Linked DNA regions of Mus musculus: region 2 is linked to region 1. A link is a loop called in an ENCODE intact Hi-C map of the cell type or tissue named here. Cell type or tissue: heart. All regions are shown on one strand. Each heading gives the region's core, and the rest is flanking DNA. Links, peaks and the distances in the headings are about the cores only. Region 1 holds the start of Cdca8 (cell division cycle associated 8). Region 2 holds the start of Dnali1 (dynein, axonemal, light intermediate polypeptide 1).

Region 1 (11,956 bases), core at 2,102-10,101:
AGGTGGACAAATCTCCAAATATGCATATAACCCTGTGTTCCTTGGTCCCATGGAGGTAGGCAGGAGGCTCATGAGTCCCTGGCCAGCCTGTGTGAGACTGACTCAGGAAATCAAAAAGTAACTAAGATGGAGTAGCATTTGTGTATAACTTAAAATGTCTTATAGTTTGTTTAAAGTTTCTCTAAACAAGTCAGAACACTTAACATGAGGTAAATACTATATAGATAGTTGCTCAGTTGTAGCCCTTAGAGAATAAGTATGTAAATATTTAGTGTAGATACAATCTATTTTTTCTGAACATTTCTGACCCATGGTTTGTTGTAAGCCCAGAGAAGCAGCTCACAGATGGAAGGAGGGACTGTCACACAACACACTCCTTTTTTAGGACTGAGATCTATTTGGACTTCATGCATACAGTAACGACACAAGTATAATTTTTTTCAGTTGACACAGATAATATCCCCTGACAAAACCTTTTCTACATTAGACATGCAGTAGTTGGATTTTTTTTTTTTTTGACAGAATTAAACTTACAAACTGACCAACTCAAAACCAAGATGGTTCACTTACTTTTGCTGCCTCTTCCAGGGCCTGCTTGTTTCCTCCTAGGGCTTAAAAAGAACATCATATTTCGTTACTCTCAGGTTTGAACGATGACTGCCTTTCTAGCACCACCAATTTTCTTTCTCAATCAGAGCAGCAAAGCCTTCCCTCTAGTACTATCTTTAGATCTTTCTCCAGTGAGACCCTCCTGGTCTTAGCTAGTGGCTCTACCATCTCTGTCCTCAGAGTTCCTCTTGTTTCCCAAACAGGCTATCCTCAGACTCAGAGCTTGGATATAAGTGTTTCTTCTGATCAGTAGACTTTTCTGTATCTTAAAAAGTGCTATTCATTCTATAAAACTCAGCTCAAATGCCACATTAAAACTACTTCAGCCAGGCGTGGTAGCGCACGCCTTTAATCCCAGCACTCGGGAGGCAGAGGCAGGCAGATTTCTGAGTTCGAGGCCAGCCTGGTCTACAGAGTGAGCTCCAGGACAGCCAGGACTACACGGAGAAACCGTCTCGAAAAATGGAAAAAACAAAACAAAAAAAAACCTACTTCAAACTGTAAATATTTATATACAAAGTACAACAAATTATTCAAAAGCTACTAAAGCTACTTAGATGTCTACTCCCGCCTGAACTGAATTCGAGATAATATCCCTTGGTCCTGGCAAAAAGATATAGAATGAAAGCTTAGGTGAGCTCCTTATTACAAGTCTTCACGGTCCCAGCAGTGACGGCGCACGCCTTTAATCCTAGTACTTAGGAGGCAGAGGCAGGCGGATCTCACAGTCAGACACCAGCCTGTGTTACAGAATATTTGTGAACCCCAGGACTGTGCTATTTACTAGAAAAACTCGTTTTTAGTTGTGTGGCTCAGCCTTAACATACACCTTTAATCCAAGAGCTTTTTGCTTGAGTACTGTAAACATGACTAAACAGAGTCAACCATAGGTCAAAAGATAGAGCAGGCAACCAGCTGACAGGAAGTGAGCATACGATTATTAGGAAAAACCATAGAGAGTAAGAACAAGTCAGGAGGGTAGATAGAGAGACATACAGGAAGTAGAAGGGAGGGGCATTCAATCTGAAGGTTTCTTGAGATGGCCTGAGAGAGGCATGCCTTCTAGGACATCAGCTGAGGGGGAAGGTCAGCTGGGTGCTCTCTCTGTCTCTCTGAGCTAGTAGGCTCTCACCTCAGCATCTGGCTCCCAAGTCTTCATAGGGAAAATCAAACTATTGAGATTTTGTTAAATCAATAAGCCTGGTCTAGAGAATGGATTCCAGGACAGCTGGGGCTACACAGAGAAACCCTGTCTCAAGAAAAAGACAAAAACAAAACAAAACAAAACAATGACCACAATTTAAAAAAAAAGACAAAGAACTCCTCATGGAATCCAGGGTCTACAGTTAAGATCCTGGGCCTTACAGACAGAATGATGGGGAGCAAACAGACTCTGCCTCCATATGTGAGAACCTGAGTAATGTATCTCTCTGGGCCCCAGTGTTATCCTCCTAAAACTGGCCTATTTGCCAGCGTGGTGGCACATGCCTTTAATCTGAGAACTTTGGAGATAGAGGCAGGTGGATCACAAGTGTGTTCAAGGCCACCTTGATTTATATAAGAGTTCCAGAATAGCTGGGGTTATTAGGGCTGCAAAGAGAGCCTGTCTCAAAAACAAAACTGGCTCATCCTATTAATGCTTATTCAGTTCATACTTACTGGCTGCTACTCCCATCTTGTTTGTCGTACTTTATTTCTAAATTCTGTATGAATTTTTAAGCGGTCCTTCTCCACTACCCCTGTGGTGGGACAATGTCTGCTTTTCCTAGGTGCATCTTTAGTGCCTAGCCTAGTGAGTGACACTTAACTTTGTAGAAATGAATGAACAGAAAGATTAATAAGGCATGACAGAAGAATTTTGTTAGCAAAACATGCACTTGTACCTAGGAAGGAGGAGGCACACTGGTAGATATAGTGATGAGGAAGGCAGAGGAAGCAGCTGGAGAGAAAGGAGCCTCCATGCTTCCTCAGGGGTTTCACAAATGGCGGGAAATGGGCTGACATTTTTCTCTGGTCAGAAAACCACTCTTATCTTTTTTTTTTTTCTCCTCAAGACAGGGTTTCTCTGTGTAGCCCTGGCTGTCCCGGAACTCACTTTGTAGACCAAGCTGGCCTCGAACTCAGAGATCCACCTGCCTCTGCCTCCCAAGTGCCAAGATTAAAGGCGTGCACCACCACTGCTCGGCTATGATTATCTTGTTATGTTCACCTGGCTTTGTTTCAGAAGGAGACTAACTTGTTCTGCTTATTCAAATTATTCAAAAGCTACTAAAGCTACTTAGATGTCTACTCCCGCCTGAACTGAATTCGAGATAATATCCCTTGGTCCTGGCAAAAAGATATAGAATGAAAGCTTAGGTGAGCTCCTTATTACAAGTCTTCACGGTCCCAGCAGTGACGGCGCACGCCTTTAATCCTAGTACTTAGGAGGCAGAGGCAGGCGGATCTCACAGTCAGACACCAGCCTGTGTTACAGAATATTTGTGAACCCCAGGACTGTGCTATTTACTAGAAAAACTCGTTTTTAGTTGTGTGGCTCAGCCTTAACATACACCTTTAATCCAAGAGCTTTTTGCTTGAGTACTGTAAACATGACTAAACAGAGTCAACCATAGGTCAAAAGATAGAGCAGGCAACCAGCTGACAGGAAGTGAGCATACGATTATTAGGAAAAACCATAGAGGGTAAGAACAAGTCAGGAGGGTAGATAGAGAGACATACAGGAAGTAGAAGGGAGGGGCATTCAATCTGAAGGTTTCTTGAGATGGCCTGAGAGAGGCATGCCTTCTAGGACATCAGCTGAGGGGGAAGGTCAGCTGGGTGCTCTCTCTGTCTCTCTGAGCTAGTAGGCTCTCACCTCAGCATCTGGCTCCCAAGTCTTCATAGGGAAAATCAAACTATTGAGATTTTGTTAAATCAATAAGCCTGGTCTAGAGAATGGATTCCAGGACAGCTGGGGCTACACAGAGAAACCCTGTCTCAAGAAAAAGACAAAAACAAAACAAAACAAAACAATGACCACAATTTAAAAAAAAAGACAAAGAACTCCTCATGGAATCCAGGGTCTACAGTTAAGATCCTGGGCCTTACAGACAGAATGATGGGGAGCAAACAGACTCTGCCTCCATATGTGAGAACCTGAGTAATGTATCTCTCTGGGCCCCAGTGTTATCCTCCTAAAACTGGCCTATTTGCCAGCGTGGTGGCACATGCCTTTAATCTGAGAACTTTGGAGATAGAGGCAGGTGGATCACAAGTGTGTTCAAGGCCACCTTGATTTATATAAGAGTTCCAGAATAGCTGGGGTTATTAGGGCTGCAAAGAGAGCCTGTCTCAAAAACAAAACTGGCTCATCCTATTAATGCTTATTCAGTTCATACTTACTGGCTGCTACTCCCATCTTGTTTGTCGTACTTTATTTCTAAATTCTGTATGAATTTTTAAGCGGTCCTTCTCCACTACCCCTGTGGTGGGACAATGTCTGCTTTTCCTAGGTGCATCTTTAGTGCCTAGCCTAGTGAGTGACACTTAACTTTGTAGAAATGAATGAACAGAAAGATTAATAAGGCATGACAGAAGAATTTTGTTAGCAAAACATGCACTTGTACCTAGGAAGGAGGAGGCACACTGGTAGATATAGTGATGAGGAAGGCAGAGGAAGCAGCTGGAGAGAAAGGAGCCTCCATGCTTCCTCAGGGGTTTCACAAATGGCGGGAAATGGGCTGACATTTTTCTCTGGTCAGAAAACCACTCTTATCTTTTTTTTTTTCTCCTCAAGACAGGGTTTCTCTGTGTAGCCCTGGCTGTCCCGGAACTCACTTTGTAGACCAAGCTGGCCTCGAACTCAGAGATCCACCTGCCTCTGCCTCCCAAGTGCCAAGATTAAAGGCGTGCACCACCACTGCTCGGCTATGATTATCTTGTTATGTTCACCTGGCTTTGTTTCAGAAGGAGACTAACTTGTTCTGCTTATGTTCTGCTTCTGTAACCCCGCCCATTTTGCTTGCTAAATCCCCCATTTGAAGACGCACCCCCCCCCCACCCAACCACTGAGCTGTAAGAGACTTGACTTCCTCACATCCAATGCCGATCTCTCAAACCCAGCCGTAGGGGGAGGCAGCCTGCATACACTAATGAAAACGCTTGCGTTAATTTATTTGGCCGTGATGATTTGTGATTTGTCTTTTGTTTTTGTTTTTTATTTTGGTTCTTCGAGACAGGGTTTCTCTGTATAGCCCTGGCTGTCCCTGAACTCACTCTGTACACCAGGCTGGCCTCGAACTTAGAAATCCACCTGCCCTGCCTCCCAAGTGCTGGGACTAAAGGCGTGCGCCACCACTGCCCGGCCTACTCCTATCTTTGTAGTTCACAAGACAGAGCTGTTTGAGGATACTGTCCGAAATGAGCTCTGACAAAAAACAAATAATTTTTCTCTTAATTTATTCATTCATTTTAGAAGGCTGAGTTTGTACAAGTATTTCCCGGATGTGTGAAAATTATGTGAAATTGACATTTCAGTTTGCCCAGAAATCAAACTCATCACGGCTCTTTTGGAACTGTAACAGAAATGCAGTTCCAGAACTCAAGACTGTTTGTTACCTGGCCTGCTAAGGACAGTGGTTTGCCTACCACTGGCCTGGCTGGATGGCAGGCAGTTTCCAGTGGGGCTGAGCAGTAGGGTCTCCCCAAAAGATGGATGTGTTCTCCCAAAACACTCCCCCTGGATACAGAGATGCTGAGAAGACATGATGCGTCCTGCTCTTACAGTCCTCTCCCTCCGCTGTTAAGCTGCAGGACAACTCTTACTGTCCTACTGAGCGACTGCATCCCTGCCTATTGGCAGGTAGGCTAGCATAGGTTAGGTCATGTCAGTGCGGAACAGCCTCCCCCAACCCCTGAAAAACCTTCAATTATCAGCTCACTTTGTACTATAGATTTGAGATCTCGGCCTCGCCCCTCTTCCTTCAGGCCTCCATCATTCTATTTCTGGTATATCTCTTCTAAAGCTCTCCCATTCAAACGTGAAGGTGAGATGCACTGTCCTAATAGCGCTCATCTGAAGGGTAATTCATGCCTACTTCTTTCCTATGGGCCCACCATTCTTTTATAAGTTATGACAGATGGCAATTTCCTACCGGTGGTTATTTTAGACCTTATTAAGAAGGGGACATCTGAATGAGTCCCTACAATAAGCTTTCAAGATAAGCACTCGTTGGTCACGGGGAAAACGCTAGCAGCTCTTACCGAAGTAGTCAAGCCACTTCATCCCTTGCAGCGCCTTGGGGAGCCGAAGGATCTCGATGTTGTACAGATTTTCCACCTCCTTGAGGAGGGTCTGTCTGTCGGACTCAATTTGCTTGGTTCGAACTTGCACTGCAAAGAGGTGAAAGCGGACGGATCCCGCGTCAGGTGTGCGAAGCCGTCGCATCCGCGTCCCAACCCACCCAAAACCCACGATCACGCGAATCCACCCCTTACCCTCGCGGTCGAAGTCCTTCAGGAAGGAGGCGAGCTTCCGGCTCCGCAGCGTGTTGGTCCTGGTTCCGCGGCTGCTGCGTTTCTTGGGAGCCATGGCGCCTGGCTGCGTCGAGCGAGGGGCCAAGCAGCCGGCTCCGCGACTGAGACGGGGAGAGGGTGTGAGCGGTCGGAGAGCTGAGAAAGTTCAGTCGTTGGAGTCTAGGTTTCCAGAACTCTGCCGAAACCTACCTGCAGGTCCCAAAACACAGTCTGAGGAACCCTCACAGCTCCAACTAAGGGACGGGCGGCTCCTCGGTTAACCGCCACCCAATTCAAACTCAACGGGCACAGCCTAGCCAATAGCAAATCGCCGTCTTAGGACGGTTCTCACCACGCCCAATCACAATAAAGCTTCTTCTCCTTCCGCCAGCCAATCCTCATGGAGGACTTCAATGCCCAGATGTCATTGCGGCACACGCCATCTTTTCGCGACTCCAGAGTCGTGCTAACTGGAAGTAGAGTGGTGAGTTCGTTCTTGTGAATAAGCGCGGTGTAGTTTTTGATGTACTCAGCGTTGACATCGCAGGATTTACGTTTTCCTGTTGATTTAGGGCTGGAAATCTTAAAGAGAGGCGACAAGACTGACTCCAGAAGCACAGGTCCCGGAACAGACAGACCCCAGAGACTCGCAGTCTAAAGCAGATTGCCCTGTCGTGAAGAAACCCCTTCGGAAGACCCGAAGCAACGGTCTTCCTGCAGAGAGAAGGTAAGAGGACCGCCAGAATCAATATTCTTGAGTGTCCGCGGTTACAAGACAGAGACACAGCTCCACTCTGCAGCGTGGGGAGTTGCCCTAGCCTTTTAAGGACTTGAGCTCAGTTGATGGCCCTGACGCTGAAAAGAACTCAGCACTAGCTGAGCTCAGTTGATGGCCCTGACGCTGAAAAGAACTCAGCACTAGCTGATTTATGAAGCAGAGTTACATGAACATATTTGCTACGGGGCCTCACCATATAACGCTGGCTATCTTGGAAGTCTCTGTGTATACTAGTTTGGCCTCGAACTCACAGAGATCTGCTTGTTTCTGTCTTTCCAGTGCTAGGATTAAAGATGCATTCGACAACTCCCAGCCTATGGCTGTTTTAAATACAGGCATAAGCACAAGAATTAAGAGAGAGAGGCAGGCACCTAGGCATAAAAGACACTTGCATGCTCCTCAGAGAATCTCAGAAAGTTAGACATAGCCACGTGGGTATGAGATTCTCTAGGGAGATCAGCAGTTGATTTTCTTTCTTTTCCCCCAGTTTCTTGAGACCAGGCTGGCCTCAAACCCAAAACCCGGCTCTGCTTCCAGAGGGCTGGAATTAAAGTCATGTTACATTAGCCACAATTACTTATTTTGGTGGCTTTCAGTTTACATCTCAAAAGGGTTTCTAAAAACCCTTGTGACTCCCTTCAAACAAGAAGTTGTTTGATAAGAGAAGTAAGTGAGGTGGCTTTCAAGATTCTTTGATGGTATTAAATCCTACAGATGTAAATGGGGTAGTGTGTGTCCTTTCTCTGTAAATGGGATTCCTGGTGAGATTTCTAGAACATGGAAGATTTACAGCAGGAAGGAAGAAAGGCTGTTCACAGTTGGTAAGTGTACTTGCAGGAATTCTTCCTTCATTGTTGGCTGAAGGTGTCAGCCCACTTCCAGGACTAGGAGTTCTTGTTTGTGTCCCCCAAAGTCTCCCTACCTTTCATTATTGCCTTGGGACTATTTGAAGACCAACAGCTGGTCTTCTCCTGAGGTCGGAAATGACGCAGCCTTGATGCAGGCCCTCCCTTCTGGTACCCTGACTCCCTTTTGTTTTGTTTATTTTTTCCCAGAAAATGGCTCATGACCAGCCTCTGCTGGTTGTGCAGGAGGCCCTGAGGAAGTGCTTCCCTGTGGTGGAGGAACAGCAGAACCTGTGGCAGAGCACCCTGCAGGACTGCTCGCCCCTCCTGTCCTCTCTCAGTAACCTGGCTGAGCAGCTGCAAGCCGCACAGAGTCTGCGCTTTGAGGATGTGCCAGCCCTGCGTCCCTTTCCAGACTTACAGGAGCGGTTGAGGCGCAAGCAGCTGGAGGCTGGTGACGTTGTTCTGGACAAGCTAGCTGAGCGGCTGTAAGAGGCTCTGTTGTCCCCCTTTGTTGATGGACAGATCTTAATGCCGCATGGCATCCCAGCCTCAGTCAGGGGGTCCTACAGAAATCGACAAAAGCAAGTCAGGAGTAATCATGCTGGAGCTAAGTTGAATGTCTGTGAGTTCGAGGCCAGCCTGGACTACATTGTAAGACCATGCATGTCTTTAAAACAAAACAAAACAACCCAAATCAGGCCAGGTGTTTAATCTCAGCACTAAGGAGGCATATACAAGCAGATCTCTGAGTTCAAGGCCAGTCTGGTCTACATAGAGAGTTCCAAGGCAACCAGGGCTACACAGATAAACCCAGTCTCAAAATAAATAAGTAAGTAAACAAACAAATAAATAAAAATAACCCCAAACCAACTAAATAAATGGAAGAAATTACAAAAGCAGAAAAGAAGAGGGTGGCGAGGAGTGCAGCCCTCTTCTGTCGTTGTCCTTGGTGTACTGCAGTTCAGGGAGAGCTGGGAGTAAGGACTGTGTGTCCGGGACCTTGTACACCTCTGCCTTATACCTGTCTATGCACTTGGAAGCAAGAAAAGGGAAACTCAAACTGATTGTCCTGATCACAGAGTCCGTGAGAAATAGAGCCAGGAATCTGAAGTGGGCCTGCCACTTAAGCTGGGGCTTCTTACCACCACCTGGTTCTACACACAAGTGGATACATGTGTAACTAAGTAGCCCAAGAAACAGTAACAACACAGGTGTTACACAGATACTCTGTTTTCTGCTTTTTTTTTTTTTTTTTTTTTTTTTTTTGGTTTTTTTGGAGACAGGGTTTCTCTGTATAGTCCTGGCTGTCCTGGAACTCACTTTGTAGACCAGGCTGGCCTCGAACTCAGAAATCCGCCTGCCTCTGCCTCCTGAGTGCTGGGATTAAAGGTGTGCGCCACCACACCCGGCTTCTGCTTGTTCTTGATGTTAGTCATCGACTATAAGCAGGTCTTACACACTTGAGGATTTTGGATTGTTTCCTGTTTTTACACCATAAGCCACAGTAGGATATTTAGAGCTAGCGTTCTGGGCTAGAGGATCCCTTGTCCATTGGGAAGTTGCAGCCTTTGTTTTAGTGATGGGTTCCTTAGAGTCAGCATTCGAATACTATGTAGCCACTGCCAAAGGCACTTTACACACATCATAGTATTTATCTTTCCAGTGACAATTCATTCACTGATTGTGTGTTTGCTGTTCTTGGGAAACACAGTGAGCAATGAAGCCTTTATGCACAGGGGAAATAACTCACATTCTCAAGCAGTCTGTGCATGTCGAGCCCACATTGCCATTGAAGAACTGGCCAGACAAGGGCAGTTAAGATGGCTCCTGGGGTAGAGGCACTTGCCGTGTAAGCCTGATGACCTGGGTTCAATCCACGGGCCCATGGAAAGGTGGAAGGACAGAGTGGATGCCACAAAGTAGCCCTCTGATCTCCAAGCATACTCTGTCATGTGCATGCCCTTCCCTCATACTAAATTAACAAGGGTATAGCTCAGTGGTAGACCGCTTCCCTAACACGTCTAAGGGTTTGAGTCCCCTCTGAAACAAAACTTAACAGGACAGTAGTGGTTTGAGAAGGCTTACCCCCTATCTTTTTTTAGGATACTGCCTAACACCCTCCTTTTCCCACAGAGCCACCCTCCTCAAGGTCCGTAACACCATCAACAGCCACGTGGAGCAGGTGTTTCAGGCCTACGAGCAGCATGCGGCTGTGCTAGACATTGACACCGTCCTGCGCCCCTCAGTTGTGAGCCCCTCTGTGGCTGACATGTTGGAGTGGCTGCAGGACATCGACAGACATTATGGAAGCTCATATCCTTCGAGTGCTTCCTGACTGACTGCCCAGAGCCGCCCCTAGAGGCTGCAGCAGGTGCAGACTTCACAGGGTCAGCAGGCTGTATAATTCACAGGGTCAGCAGGCTGTATAATTCACAGGGTCAGCAGGCTGTATAATTCACGGGGTCAGCAGGCTGTATAATTCACGGGGTCAGCAGGCTGTATAATTCACGGGGTCAGCAGGCTGTATAATTCACGGGGTCAGCAGGCTGTATAATTCACGGGGTCAGCAGGCTGTATAATTCACGGGGTCAGCAGGCTGTATAATTCACGGGGTCAGCAGGCTGTATAATTCACGGGGTCAGCAGGCTGTATAATTCACGGGGTCAGCAGGCTGTATAATTCACGGGGTCAGCAGGCTGTATAATTCACGGGGTCAGCAGGCTGTATAATTCGTTGCAGTTCTCTAGTGCTCAGACTTGGATTCTTCTTGCACTTGTCTTTTGTTAACTAGTCATTCCTTAGAGTTTATTTATCTGCTAGGCACTACTCTTAAGTGCTGGGAGCAGGCATAAAAAGGGGGACTGCATAGTGTCAGATGTGGTGAGTGTTAAATAAGGCAGAGAAGGTGAGGGGGAATGTGATTTTAATAGTGTGGTCAGTGCAGGGACCCATGAGGCAGTGACATCCTGAGACAATGATGCTCACAGCATTTGAGCCAAGTTTGCAAGAGGGAAGGAATGAGCCATGTGGGTGTTTGGAAGAAGAGTGGTCCAGGCAGAGGCTACATGGCGTGAGCTTGTCTGGTACATGTAAGAACTGCCATAAAGCCAGTGGGGGCAAGGGCAGGGCAGGGCCGGGCAGGAGGAGAGTGACAGAGGGCCTTGATTTTTGAGAAGGATCTTGAAGGTTTTGGCTGTTACTCTGAAGTCAAAGTTCTCAGAAGCTTTAAGCAGAACCATGTGGTCAAGGCCTGTGCTTAACAGTGCTGTGTTCTGAAGAACAGTTGGCATGGCGGGAAGCAAGCCTGAGAGCAGGAAATTAGCCGCAGTCCTGACCTTTTCTCCATTCGTGCCCATGGCTGTCATCTGACCCTGGTTTTGCTCCTGGTCTTGAGTCTCAGTTTCCTGTGCTGCCTCCAGCTGGCTCGCTTAGTGAACTCCAAATTCAAGTTTAAAGCTGAACATGGACCAGCAATGCCCACTGTGTTACTGATTTTCATGTTGTGATTAATATCGAACACGAAGCAGGACAGACAGATTTATTTCAGGTCATAGCTGAGGGATATGTCCGTCACGGAGGGAAGCGCACAGAGACAGGAGCTTAAGCCACTGGTCACATTGCGCCTGCATCAGGACGCAGGGACTGCTGACTGCTGGCGCTCTGTTCACTTTCTGTTCATTCTGGGACCCCGGCCTGTGGACTGACACCGTCCACATTCAGAGGAGTCCTCCCACTTCAGTTAAACCTTTCTAGAGACAACATCACAGATGCAACCTGTATCATGTTTCCATGACGATTCTAAATCCAGACAAGTTGACAAAGGAGATTGTCACCCAATCTAGATATGTAGGGACGATCTTCCTCCTGTCCCTCTGTTTCCTATTATAACTGCAATAGTGGTACTAGGTGTGCTAGTGGCGCCGCTAACCCTGATATCGCTAAGCACTGCCATAGGCTAGGCGCTGGAGGCCCTGGTTGGCTCTACTCTCCTGCCTTGATTTCTAATCACATTACTGAGATGGACCACATTCAACAGTAGTCCCATAAGAGCATATGACCTAGTGACACAGATATCTTGTAAGTTCCTTTTTCTTCTGAGCAGTCCTTAACTTCTGGGAAGGTACCTGAAGAGAAAGTACCTCCTCTCCTCCATCCACTGGGGAGACTTGGCCAGCATCCAAGCACTGCCCAAGGCCTGGGACCAGATTTCAGAAAATGAGTGCCA
Region 2 (11,956 bases), core at 2,441-10,440, 130 kb after region 1:
AAGGAGGGCTGGAGATGGAGTTTAGGAGGATCATATCTGCCTAATGTTCTCTACGACATTGAATCTCCACTACTTCAAGCAAGTCACCGGTGGGAAACACTCTAGGTCTGGCCCCGTAGGCGGAGCCTGGCCCTGGGCCCCTTTTACCTTCAGTTGCTGGTTGGTCCGTTTCAGGAACTGGATCTCCTCGTTGTGCTTCTTCTCCTCCACCTGTCGCCTCTCACTCTCCCGCTTCTCGGTGGCCTCGCATTTCGCCTTCTGTTCATTCACTTGCCTCTCCAAGTCCCTCTTTTCTGTCTCCAATTCTGTAATCTGAAGATAGAATGGCCATCATCCTGGGACATCCCCAAGTGGATGAGCATTGTCAGAGGCTGGGCGAGGTAACTTGGGACAGGACAGTCCGACCTAAGGCAATGCCAGGGTGTGCACTGCCACCCAGTGGGAAGTCAGTGACTGACATGGAGTGTCCTTAGACAAGACCACTCCTCACTGGGGCCTTGCAGTATTAGTGTGGAGGACACCCTCAGGGCCAGAATTCAGGGTTACAAGGACAACTGCAGGCCTTGAGATTTACAGAAGCATCTGGGAGCCATGGAAACACCGTCATCCCACTCACTTTCCTCTCCATGTCTGACTTCCCCTGTTCGGCCTGCAGTGCCTTCCTCATGCCAAATGCCACGCTGCTCTCATACAGAGTCTGGTAGGCAGCGATGGTCATGTGGATCTCGTCCCGGACACGCAGCAACAGCAGCCCTCTCTCTGCGCAGTTGATGGTGACCTCCCGGATCAGTTCGTCTTCCAACATGCACACAGGGAGATAAAAGTCATTGGTGAGAGGGCATGCACTTTGTCTGTAGCAAGTCACCTTTGCTTGGGAAGGACTTGGGATATGTTCTCAGAGGCGTGGGTCTGTGGCAATGACAGCTGGTGAAGGTAGGACACCCTACACCCATGTAAAAAGGCAGGTGCAGTGGCACGCGGATGTAACCATAGCCCTGGGGAGGTGGAGACAAAGTTCCCTAGAGCTTGCTCATCAGCTAGTCTTGCTAAATCAGTGAGCTCCAGGTTCAGTGAAAGACCCTGTCTCAAAAAATAAGGTAGAGGGGCTGGAGAGATGACTCAGCAGTTAAGATTAGTGACTGCTTTTCCAGAAAATCCATGGTTGGCAGCTAACAACCGTCTGTGACTTCAGTTCCTCAGTATTCAATACGCATTTGGGTCTCCTCAAAACTGCACAGATGTCATACATAGGTTAAAAAAAACATCCACACGTATAAGGTTTTTTTGTTTTTGTTTTTGTTTTTTTTCTGTGTGTGTCTCAAAAGAAGAAATAGAGAATGATAGAGAAAGAGGCCTGACATTGACTTCTGGTCTCCACACTTGTGCACACATGTTCAAGCATACAGCACACACAAAAACCAAATATATGCTTTACAGGAAGGCACTATGAGACGGTGCTTTCTGTGACCCAGAGAACAGGCCACACAACCACTCCTCTTAGAAAAAGCACGTCAGCGAGCTTGGCATGGAGAGGGAGACAAGAACCTCAGGTTTGTTTGTGATAAATTGGTCCCCTTGCTTCCATGTTCAGGCACAAAGTAGATAGAGGACGAACTGGTATTCTCGAATGGTGGTGTTGAATAGTACTGCTGTTAAGTCCGGGAGTGGTGGCGCACACCTTTAATCCCAGCACTCTGGAGGCAGAGGCAGACAGATCTCTGAGTTCTAGGCCAGCCTGGTCTACAGAGTGAGTTCCAGGACAGCCAGGGCTACACAGAGAAACCCTGTCTGGGAGGTTGGGGGTGGGGGCTGCTGTTGGCTTGTTTGGGACTAAGAACAGCAGGGTCAAGAACTTGCTTCTCCCCCTTTATAAGTCTTCAAATTGGAGGGCAAACCACACTCATACTGAGCAGGCTAAAGCCACCTTGCTGGAGCTGAAGCTGCCTGAGAGATTGGGAGAGTTTGCAGTTGGGAGCCCATAGCATTAGGGCAGACATCGGTAGGCAGTGGGAACATCTTCAATTCTCATACAGACATCGGTACGCAGTGGGAACATCTTCAATTCTCATGCCGTCCAACTACAAACAGCAGCAGCATTTTTCTGGAGTGTGGACTGAGTATTATTGGATAGACATAGAGGTCATTATTAATTTTCTGATTAAAATATTAGCTCATTGGACTGGAGAGCTAGCTCCATGTTTAAGAGCACTGGCTAGTTTTCCAGAGGACCAGAGTTTGGTTCCTAGCATCCATGTCTATGGTAGTTCACAATTGCCTGTAACTCCAGCTCTAGGGTATCCAATGCCCTCTTCTGTCCTCCACAGGCATCTGCATACACAGAGCATGTGTGCATACACACACACACACACACACACACACACACTAAGAATAAAATAAATGGCCAGGCAGTGGTGATGCATACCTTTAATCCCAGCACTCGGGAGGCAGAGGCAGGCAGATTTCTGAGTTCGAAGCTAGCCTGGTCTACAGAGTGAGTTCCAGGACAGCCAGGGCTACACAGAGAAACCCTGTCTCAAAAAAAATGGTGTGAAAATATATTTTATTTTTGAGGTTTATAAAAATTATATCATTTTCCTTCCTCCAACGTCTCCCATGTACACCTCCCCCCAGTGTTTCAAATCCATAGACTCTGTTGTTGTTGTTGTTGTTGTTGTGTGTGTGTTTAGTAAAGATTTTGGTTTCTTTAAAAAAAAACACAGACATTTTATAAGAAGATGTTTTCGATCTAATTCCAGGTGTGGGGTATGAGGCTGCTTCAAGTTGTTCACCAGCTGACTATGATTTGCCTCATGCTCTAGCAGAGGCGTGGGTTTGTCAGCTGCAGGTAGTTTCTGTAACCGTGTGATATTTGGAATTCTGGGAACTTTTCATACATACTAGGGCCCCAAGATTCGGGGGTGAAGGTGGGTTGTTGGTTGTTTGCTGTTGGTTGTTATTAAGTAGTTGTGCACAAAAAAAGAAACAAATGGGCTGGTGAGATGGCTCAGCGGGTAAGAGCACTGACTGCTCTTCCGAAGGTCCTGAGTTCAAATCCCAGCAACCACATGGTGGCTCACAAACATCCGTAATGAGATCTGATGCCCTCTTCTGGTGCGTTTGAAGACAGCTACAGTGTACTTACATATAATAAATAAATAAACCTTAAAAAAAAAAGAAACAATGAGAAGAGGAAACTAGATATCCTGTGAGAAGATCCAGCTGGCTCTAAGCAACTCCATGCCCCTACTCAGCAAGAAGTACTCTAATGATAATGTCACCCCCTTTCCTTTCTATCCTTCTTCCTCTCCTATCTAGTGTTAGGGGGTTGAAAGAGTGGAAAAGTGGGGAGAAGGGAGGAAGAAAAAGAACCCACAAAGTAGCAAAGAACTGGCTACATGTGTTAGTTCCTCTGTGTGTGTGTGTGTGTGTCTGTATCTGTGTGTGTGTGTATGAATTTATATATTTCTTGCTCAGTCCATATTATGTTAGTTGTGTGTATAAGTTTCCAGGGATGTTCATTTGATTATGAAAAATAAGTTAAAAAAAATAATGCCAAGCCTGGAGAGATGGCTCAGCGATTAAGAGCTGGCTGCTCTTCTGGAGGTCTTGAGTTCAATTCCCAGCAACCACATGGTGGCTCAGAACCATCTGTAATGTTATCTGATGCCCTCTTCTGGTATGTCTGAAGACAGCTACAGCAAATTCATATACATTAAATAAATAAATAAATAAATAAATAAATAAATAAATGATTTTTTAAAAATGTAATACCAGGAGTAATGACACACACCTTTTTTTTTTTTTTTGGTTTTTTTTTTTTTTTGGTTTTTTGAGATAGGGTTTCTCTGTGTAGCCCTGGCTGTCCTGGAACTAACTCTGTAGACCAGGCTGGCCTCGAACTCAGAAATTGTGAATAGAGTCGGGTGCTCTAAGTGTTGGGATTAAAGGCATGTGCCACCATGCCTGGCTTATGACACACACCTTTAACCCTAGTACTCAGGAGGCAGAGGCAGGCAGATCTCTGTGAGGCCAGGCCAGCCAGGACTAGATATTGAGACCTATATTAGCATAGACTTATTATGGAAATCTTTGGATAAAAAAAAAAACAAAACAAAGACTCAAAGTTAAAAGTCTTTTTTTAGAGGTAGCCTTGGCTAGCCTGGAAATCACTATGCAAATCAGACTGACCTCGAGCCAGAAAGATCTACCTGTCCCTGCCTCTACCTCCCAAGGGCCTGTATTTTTTTTTTGAAAGATTTATTTATTTATTATATGTAAGTACACTGTAGCTGTCTTCAGACATGCCAGAAGAGGGCGTCAGATCTCATTACAGATGGTTGTGAGCCACCATGTGGTTGCTGGGATTTGAACTCTGGACCTTCGGAAGAGCAGTCGGGTGCTCTTACCCACTGAGCCATCTCACCAGCCTGTATTAAAGGCATATACCACCATATCCAGCTAAAATGGAGTTCTTACCTTACTCCAAAAACCTATCAAAGGGAGGGAGCAGTGAGATGGCTCAGTGGGTAAAAGCCACCAAGCCTGATGACCTGAGCCACTCCCTAGCATCCATCTGGCAGAAGGAAAAAATCGACTCTTGTAAGTTGTGATGATTTCCGAAGGGGGGTGGTTGGCTTGGGGTAACCAGAGCTTGGTTTTGTGCTAGAAGGAGGCAGAGAGTGTGTGGTGCTCACACCACCAAGGCTACTCACCAAAACACTGGGAGTAGAGTTCCCTGCGCACAGGGCAGATGCCTGTCTCCCTGGCCTGCCTCTGCTGCAGCTTCAGGTCCAGCTGCTCCTGGAGATGCACCACATCCATTCTGGTGCTGGGTGTGCTGGACACCTGCTGGATCCATAGCTGTGTGTCTTCCACCCACTCCCTGTGACACAGATACAAGTCACCGAATCTGAGCAGAGGGCCCTTGGAACTCTGCCTGAGCAGGAGCAGGGGGTGGGCATAGGCAGCATTGCCATCATGCCACCCCCACTTCCTACTCTTTCCCAAGCCACGCCCACTCTGCCGCCTCCTCAGGACACCTACCTTAACATTGGGTAGATGGACAGTCTCTGTTCTCCACAAGACTACAACCCTCTGTTCCAGGTCATACCTGCCTAGCGTGTTGAGGACAGATGTGTGGTCATGTTGCTTGATTCGAATAGAAGATGCAATGGGAATTCCCCACACTGGCTTATGGTGGCGACACAGAACACCATAAACCTCATGCAAGCCACGAGGAAGCATTTGTGTGTGTTGGGAGTGTGGAGGTTCTGAAAGTGCTGTGTTTGCAATGGCTGCCCATAGTGAATTCTGTGCTGGAGGAATACCCGAATTCTGCAGTGACAGACTTGTGGGCAGAACGGCAAGAGAGGGAGAAACTTCTAAGTTGGTGGGAGAGGATCCACTAGTAAATGACACCTCTCTCTCTTGGCCTCCATCTCTGGAGAAGTTCACAGGTTCTCAGTGGTTCTCATTGGTGTGGGCATGCATAAGACTATTAGGTGGAGGGTTTTTGAGAGTTCTAGCTAGGCTGTGTAGCCCAGGCTAGCTTCAAACTCTGATCCTCCTGCCTCTGCCTCCTGAGCTCACTGGGCCTTGCCTTGTTAGACATTTATGGGCTTTTGCGACACAACTTTGCATGTGGCGCTAGCCGGCCTAGTACTCCCTTTGTAGTCCAGGCTGGTCTTGACTTTGAGGCAATTCTCCTATGTCCTGCAGAGTGCTGGGATTAAGCACATGCCGGCACACCAGGCTCTCTATGAGGACTCTTGATGGAGGGACCAAAGAATGGAGTTTAGAAGGAAGAGGACTGGTCTAGAAGACCTATATGTTAAAGCAGACATCTAAAGTCAGAAGAGTGCTCAGAACGTGGAGGGCATGGATTTAGAGGGTACCTGCTTGGCTGCAAACATACAACCATACTGAGACCCCATGAACTCCAGAAAGCTGAGAGGAAACCCAAGGTAGGGCACAGGAAGACACCTATGTTCTGGACCAAGAGCTTAGACCTTCCCCTAGTCACTGTGGGCTCCCCACCACCATCTCTCTCTCTACCTTGGAGGCAGGATGGCATTTAAGATTTCTTCTGCCTGTTTGGTAGGATCTGGGACACAGGAAGTTGAGGGCAGCTTGGCCTTGGGTGGCTGTGGGCTTGTACTAGAGGGTCCAGGCTGCTGGATGGTGACTTTCAGTGGCCGAGCCTAAGAAGAGACAGGTTGATCAGTCTAGTACCTCCAGATTTTCCTAGGTCTCTTGTACAGCCGTCCCCATTTCCAGCCTATTTCCCTCATCTGTGATCTTAAAGGAAATATGAGCTGGAGATATCCCACGAGGGATATCTGGCTCTGACCCTGTGTTTGAACTGGTGTTTCTAGAATGAGTGGTCAGGCCTCTGTTCTGACTCTCTAGACGAAGGTAAGTCACTACCAGACCTCTTCTTGGACTTGACTACCACAAACCCCATCTTTTCCATGTGACTTTTCTCATCTTAAATTTGTCCTCTAAGGTCATAGCTAGGCTTCTTGTTCTCTTCTCCCAACCTCCATCCCTGTCCCAATTCCCTTGGCTGTCAGCCCCAGCAATCTGTCCCCTGAAATTCCAGAGATCCTCAAAGCTGGGATGTCTTTTCCCCATGGGAGTTTGTAGGATCTCGCGTCCCCTGAGACGCCTGTTCATACCGTGGGGCTCCGTTTCTCTGTATTCCGGCTCACCAACACCGGGGTGTCATATTTGAGCAGAGAGTCTGCTGGGGGTATCATGGTGGCAGTAGGGGTAACAACTCCGTAGCGGCCCCTGTGGAGTCTTGTTTGCGATCACCATGGAAACCCCTCCTCTCCTTGCCCCATGGATGGGGCGGGGCCTCTGAGGAAGGCGGTGCCGGCCGCGTGCAAGTTTTGTTCTACTGTGCTTTCTCCGCAAGCACTAAGTTTCTTAGTAAAGAAGACTGGACCCCTAGCGTTAGGTCTGTTTCGGTTTATGATGAAATGGACAGACCACCTTTGATTAAAACGGAAGTCATCTAGTGACTCTATAGAGTATTTGGCGACGATTGGCATTTGGAAGCCAGAGGCTGGCAGATCTTTGTGGATTCCAGGACAGCCAAGGCTATATAGAGACACTATTTCAAGAAACAAAAAAGAGTTTCACATTGTTGAGTGTCTGTGTTTCGTAACTACTAATAACGCGCAAGGAACAGAGCTGGGTTAGCTTTCCCACAGGTTTTTTTCTTTTTTCAAAAAAAAAAAAAAAAAAAAAAAAAAAAAGCTGGGCGATGGTACCACACACCTTAATGACAGCATTTGGGAGTCAGAGGGAGGCAGAGTTCAAGGTCAGCCTGGTTATAGAGTGACTTCTAGAACAGCCAGGGTACACTGAAAACCTGACTATGACGGGGGGGGGGGGAGATTGTCATATATATTTTTTTGAGGTTCTGGGGACTAATCCAGGGCTTCGTACTCGCGAGGCAAACGCTCGCTCGGTAACTAAGCTACAATCTCAGCCTTCCCTCCCCTTTTAACTCTTGATTTCTATTTGGCGGTGCTGAGGATGAATTCAGAGCTTTGCGATCTATCCGAGCTACAACTTTTTCAGATTTTGAGACAGTTTCACTAAATTGCCCAGGTTGGCCTCGAAATTACTGCGATCCTCCTGCTTCAGCCTCCCGGGGGGTTGGCCCTGCCTTTTCAGTACTCCAGCCACACCTCCCAGCAGCGGGGACCCCGTGGCCACTCGCGCCGGCGTCCCCAGCGTCTGAGACTCAAACACCTGGGGCCCCGCCCATCAGGGGGGCCGACACCGTGAAGGCTTCTGGGATAGCGCGCTGCCCGGAAGCGGAAGTGCAAAGCTGTCCGTCACTTCCTACGGCTCAAGTGGCTCAACGGACCGTGCAAGTGACTCTCGGTCGGGCCGCAGGATGAAGGCGGGGAAAAGCGAGCGGGAGCGGAGCGGCCGGCGGCGACACCGGTCAGGCGACGCTCTGACGACCGTGGTGGTGAAACAGGAGCGTCTGAGCCCCGAACCCGTCGCGCACCGCCGGCCCGACGCTCCAGCCGCTAGCCTGTCCCCGCCCGCCGCCGAGCCTGGCCACTCGGGTCACCGCGGGAGCCGAGCCCGGTAAGCGAGCCGGTGATTGGGCGGAGGACGGGATGGCGCGGGGGCCGGTGGTGCGAGCGGCTCTGGAGTGCAGAGCACCTGTTGAGTTGAAATGAGATTTCCCCCGCCTGCCCGCGAGTGGATGGTGCGAGTGGCTTCTCCCCTCGTCTGCCTACAAAGACACGTTGGGTCTTGGCGACTTCTTCGCAGCACTCATTCGCCAATGCCTCCATGTGGCATCGATTTATTGAGTGCGTAGTGTGGGTTAAAGATCAATTGGAGGTACTGGGTCACAAGGCAAAGAAGAGAGATGCTTTTTCCTTGGCGAAGTTGGGCAGGCTCTAACTCGAAGAAGGAAAACAACAAATAGATAATTTCAGTCAGTATTAAAGACAGATCAAAACGGCAGTGTGGTAGCGAGAGGCTGGGTAGAAAAAAGAGAGGGCTTGTACAGAGGTGCTCCTTAACGGAGACCTGGCTGGTAGGATTGATCCATTCTCTTGAGTCAAGAGTCTTTTAGCAAAGACTCCAGGAAGGACCAACCCACTGTGGTCGGGCATGCTTGTAACCCAGCAGAGGGGATGCTGAGACAGGAGGTTTCTGAGTGTATACACACAAACACGGCGCGTGCACGATTATGACAGAAAAATATATACATAGAACCTGAGCTGGAATTCTGTTTGTTTTAGAAGTTGAACAACAGCAGCAACAAAAACAAAAACAAAACAGCCAGCATATCTGGAATTGAGAGATGGAGCAGCATTGTAGGCTGGTAGGAAGGATGTGGGATGGAGGACAGGGCAGGGCCCTGAGACCTGCCAAGGGATTGGTTTTGGTTGTTGGAGAAGGGAGTTGTGTTAGGGAAAAAACCAGGCTAGATTGGCTTCCTGGATAGTAGTGCCAGATAGTAGGATGGCGCATCCGGAGAAGAAAGGTTTCTGAGGCGTTGGGGTTGGAGAATAAGGTTGTCTAGGTGAGAAGGCTTAGCAGGCCATTGTGTATGTGGTTGGGAGAAGTGTTTATGGGAAGTGAAGGCCTGCTGTGGCTACTGATCTCACAGATGTGTTGTGTTTAGTAGGTGAGCCTGATCCTGGAAGCTAACTTACTTTCGGGAAGGAACTTTGAGGTAAAAAATCCTGTGTACCATTCTCTGTAAAGGTCCCCAGCCAAGAAGAAAAGCAAGTCCTCTGGGAGAAGAAGCAAGTCACCACGGACCAAGAGAAGCCAGAGTCCCCACTACCCCATGGTCAAAGTGAAGCAGGTGAGTGAGTGAGTGAGTGAGTGGGCAGGGACCATGGGTGGAAAGCTCCAGCCCAGAGCTGTTGCTGAACCCCAAGAGGTTGGCAGCCAGGTGTGGACATGCTTCCTTGTCACTGCAGTGGGCTTTTCTAAAAATGGGATATGTATTTGGGGCTGTTTTTCCTGAAATTTTAACGTTTGGAGACAATTGTTGATTTGATTCTGATAACTCTTGTCAGAAATAATACGGAGAGATGTACATATCCATGTTTCTCTCAATGGCAACTTCTCGCACAGCTGGACAGTGTCGTGGTCAGGACACAGACGTTTCACCACCATCAAGGTGCCTCATGATGTCTGATACTTCTCCGCCTTTATCCTTCCTTACCTCCTGGCTGGCCGCTTCTCTCTTTCTATTGTTCTGGATGCACACTTAAGCCCAGGGTCTTTAGGTTAGAAGATTGTCCTTGGTGCTGTTGAAACCAGCACAGATGGGTCACGTTGGGTCTGTGAGTGCCCATGTGCTGTAGGACCAGTTTTTCTTTTTCTTTCTTTTTTTTTTTTTTTTTTTTGAGACAGGGTTTCTCTGTGTAGCCCTGGCTGTCCTGGAACTTACTTTGTAGACCAGGCTGGTCTCGAACTCAGAAATCCGCCTGCCTCTGCTCCCGAGTGCTGGGATTAAAGGCGTGTGCCACCACGCCCGGCTAGGACCAGTTTTTCAAAGGACATTGGTTGTCTCCATTGAATTATTTTACTCCCACATTGAAACTCAGTCAGGTATATGTCTATCCATGCAGACTCGATTACTGCACTTGCATAGTAAGTCTCAAACTGAATGTCCTCTTTGCTGCATATGAGCTGCCATGTGGGTGCTAGGAATTGAACCCAGGTCCTCTGGAAAAAGTAGCCAATGCTCTTGTCTGTTGCGCCATCTCTCCACACCACCCTCCTCTTTTTCTTTTTTTCCTTTTAGCTGTTCTGGTTCTTTCGTCTCCATCTCTATGTAAATGTTCGAGAGTGTGTGTGTGTGTGATAAAAATCTTTTAAAAATAGTATTTTTTTGCATGTGTATGAGTGCTTTCCCCGCCCCTGCATGTATGTGTATGCACTGTGTATGTCTGGTGCCCACAGGGTCCAGAAAAGAGTACCAGAGTCTCCAGAACTTGAGTTAAGGCTGGCTGCAAGCCACCTCATGGGTTCTAGCAACTGACCCAGCTCCTCTGGAAGAACAGAAAGTGCTCTAACTGTAGAGTTACCTTCTAGATTCCTTAGTAACATCTCGAAAGAGGCAGGTGTTGTGGTGCGTGCATGTAATTCTATGCTGAGGCAGGAGGATCACAAGTTCAATACTGGTTTTAAACAATTACTGAGAAACTGTCTCAAAAGTAGAAAGAGCTAGGGATAAATTTAGAAGTTGAGTGTTTCCAGCCCTGAATCCTAGTCCCATTACCATTACATATGTATGCATATTAATGCAATATTAGCCTTACAAGGAAGAAAATTCTGACACATGCTACAAAATGTCTGAACCCTGATGACTTGCTTAATAAACTGGGAAAAATTTGCATGATTTCATATTTTTGTAGTTGAGACAGGGTATCTATCTCCTGCTAATTAGGCCCTGGTTGGCCTGAAACTTGCTTGGCAGCACAGGCAGGCCTAGAACGCTTAATGATTCTCCTGCCTCGGCCTTCTGAGTACTGATATTAAAGGTATACCATCAACTGAACTTCACCAGCAGTGTGTGTGTTGTGTGTCTGTCTGTCTGACTGTCTGTCCGCCCCTTTGGAGACAGGTTCTTGTTCTCATTCTCTCTCTAACCCCTAGAGATCCACCTACCTCTGACTACTGAGGCTGGGATTAGAGGTGTGCAGTCCTTCCTCTCCTGACAGGAATTGCTAATCTGAGAAGATTCCTATTTCCTTTAGCATTGGTGCTCTGGTTATTAGAACAAATGTCTTCAGGGTTGGTTAAGTGTAGGTTTCTTCTGGAAACTGCTGCCGTCATGCTTTGCCCTTGGAGCTATTGCAGTACAAGTGGTCTCTCATTGGTCTGTTGTTCTTTCCACACAGGTTTCTCTGTGTAGCCTCAGCTGCTCTGGAACTCTTTGTACACCAGGCTAGCCTCAAACTTAAGAGTTCTGCCTCTGCCTCCTGAGTGCTGGGATTAACAAACGGTGTGTGTCACTGTGCCGAGAGCTCACTGGTCTATTGACTCTGTGTATTGCTGTTTTCTGCCAGGTTGATTTTCAGTATGTGTGTCCATTTTGTCAGGAGTTTGGAAACTGCTAAGTAGTACCTTCTTGTAGGTTTCTTGAGGCGTTCACATTTCTTAGGTTTATCCATAGATGTTTGAATCATCTCTATAATTGCTGAACTGAAGCTTTTGAAATTATTTCAATTCCTTTTGGCCTATGAGGAAGTTAGCCTTTCCCTTTACATATCTTAAATGCGACTGCTTTGTTTTCTACACCTGCTGCCCTGTGAGTGCCTGCAGGTGACTGAGGTTTGTCGCCTTGTTTTGAGGGATCTGGATGTGGGCTTGAGGAAGAGTGTGGTGTATGGAGTCTAACTGGCCCTTCGGGGGAAGAACCACACTGATAGCCTTGTGTGGATAGGAATTTGTT

Evidence for each region. Peaks named below come from ENCODE experiments on the same cell type or tissue, not always from the same donor. Only the 100,000 strongest peaks of a DNase experiment are listed, where the experiment ranks them.
Region 2: a loop joins it to region 1, with 4 times the contacts of the local background. A loop is called at or near these places in 28 of 42 quality-filtered maps.

Annotation. Positions count from the first base shown.
Region 1 is chr4:124,930,502-124,942,457 of GRCm38, forward strand. Cdca8 (cell division cycle associated 8) reads right to left here and starts at 6,416. Exons shown (of 10, transcript NM_026560.4): 1 at 6,088-6,416; 2 at 5,854-5,982; 3 at 571-611. The coding sequence starts at 6,181. It overlaps 9930104L06Rik (RIKEN cDNA 9930104L06 gene), which reads left to right and starts at 6,547. Exons shown (of 5, transcript NM_177573.3): 1 at 6,547-6,832; 2 at 7,939-8,216; 3 at 9,865-10,044; 4 at 11,852-11,956. The coding sequence starts at 7,942. In heart, for the core only: a CTCF peak has its summit at 6,418; a DNase peak (open chromatin) is centred at 6,480; H3K4me3 peaks cover 2,759 bases; H3K27ac peaks cover 1,926 bases.
Region 2 is chr4:125,058,841-125,070,796 of GRCm38, forward strand. Dnali1 (dynein, axonemal, light intermediate polypeptide 1) reads right to left here and starts at 6,817. Exons shown (of 6, transcript NM_175223.4): 1 at 6,678-6,817; 2 at 6,055-6,200; 3 at 4,713-4,882; 4 at 617-795; 5 at 148-312. The coding sequence starts at 6,758. It overlaps Snip1 (Smad nuclear interacting protein 1), which reads left to right and starts at 7,832. Exons shown (of 4, transcript NM_175246.5): 1 at 7,832-8,112; 2 at 9,250-9,352. The coding sequence starts at 7,913. In heart, for the core only: a CTCF peak has its summit at 6,961; DNase peaks (open chromatin) are centred at 6,811 and 7,801; H3K4me3 peaks cover 2,602 bases; H3K27ac peaks cover 2,045 bases; H3K27me3 peaks cover 859 bases.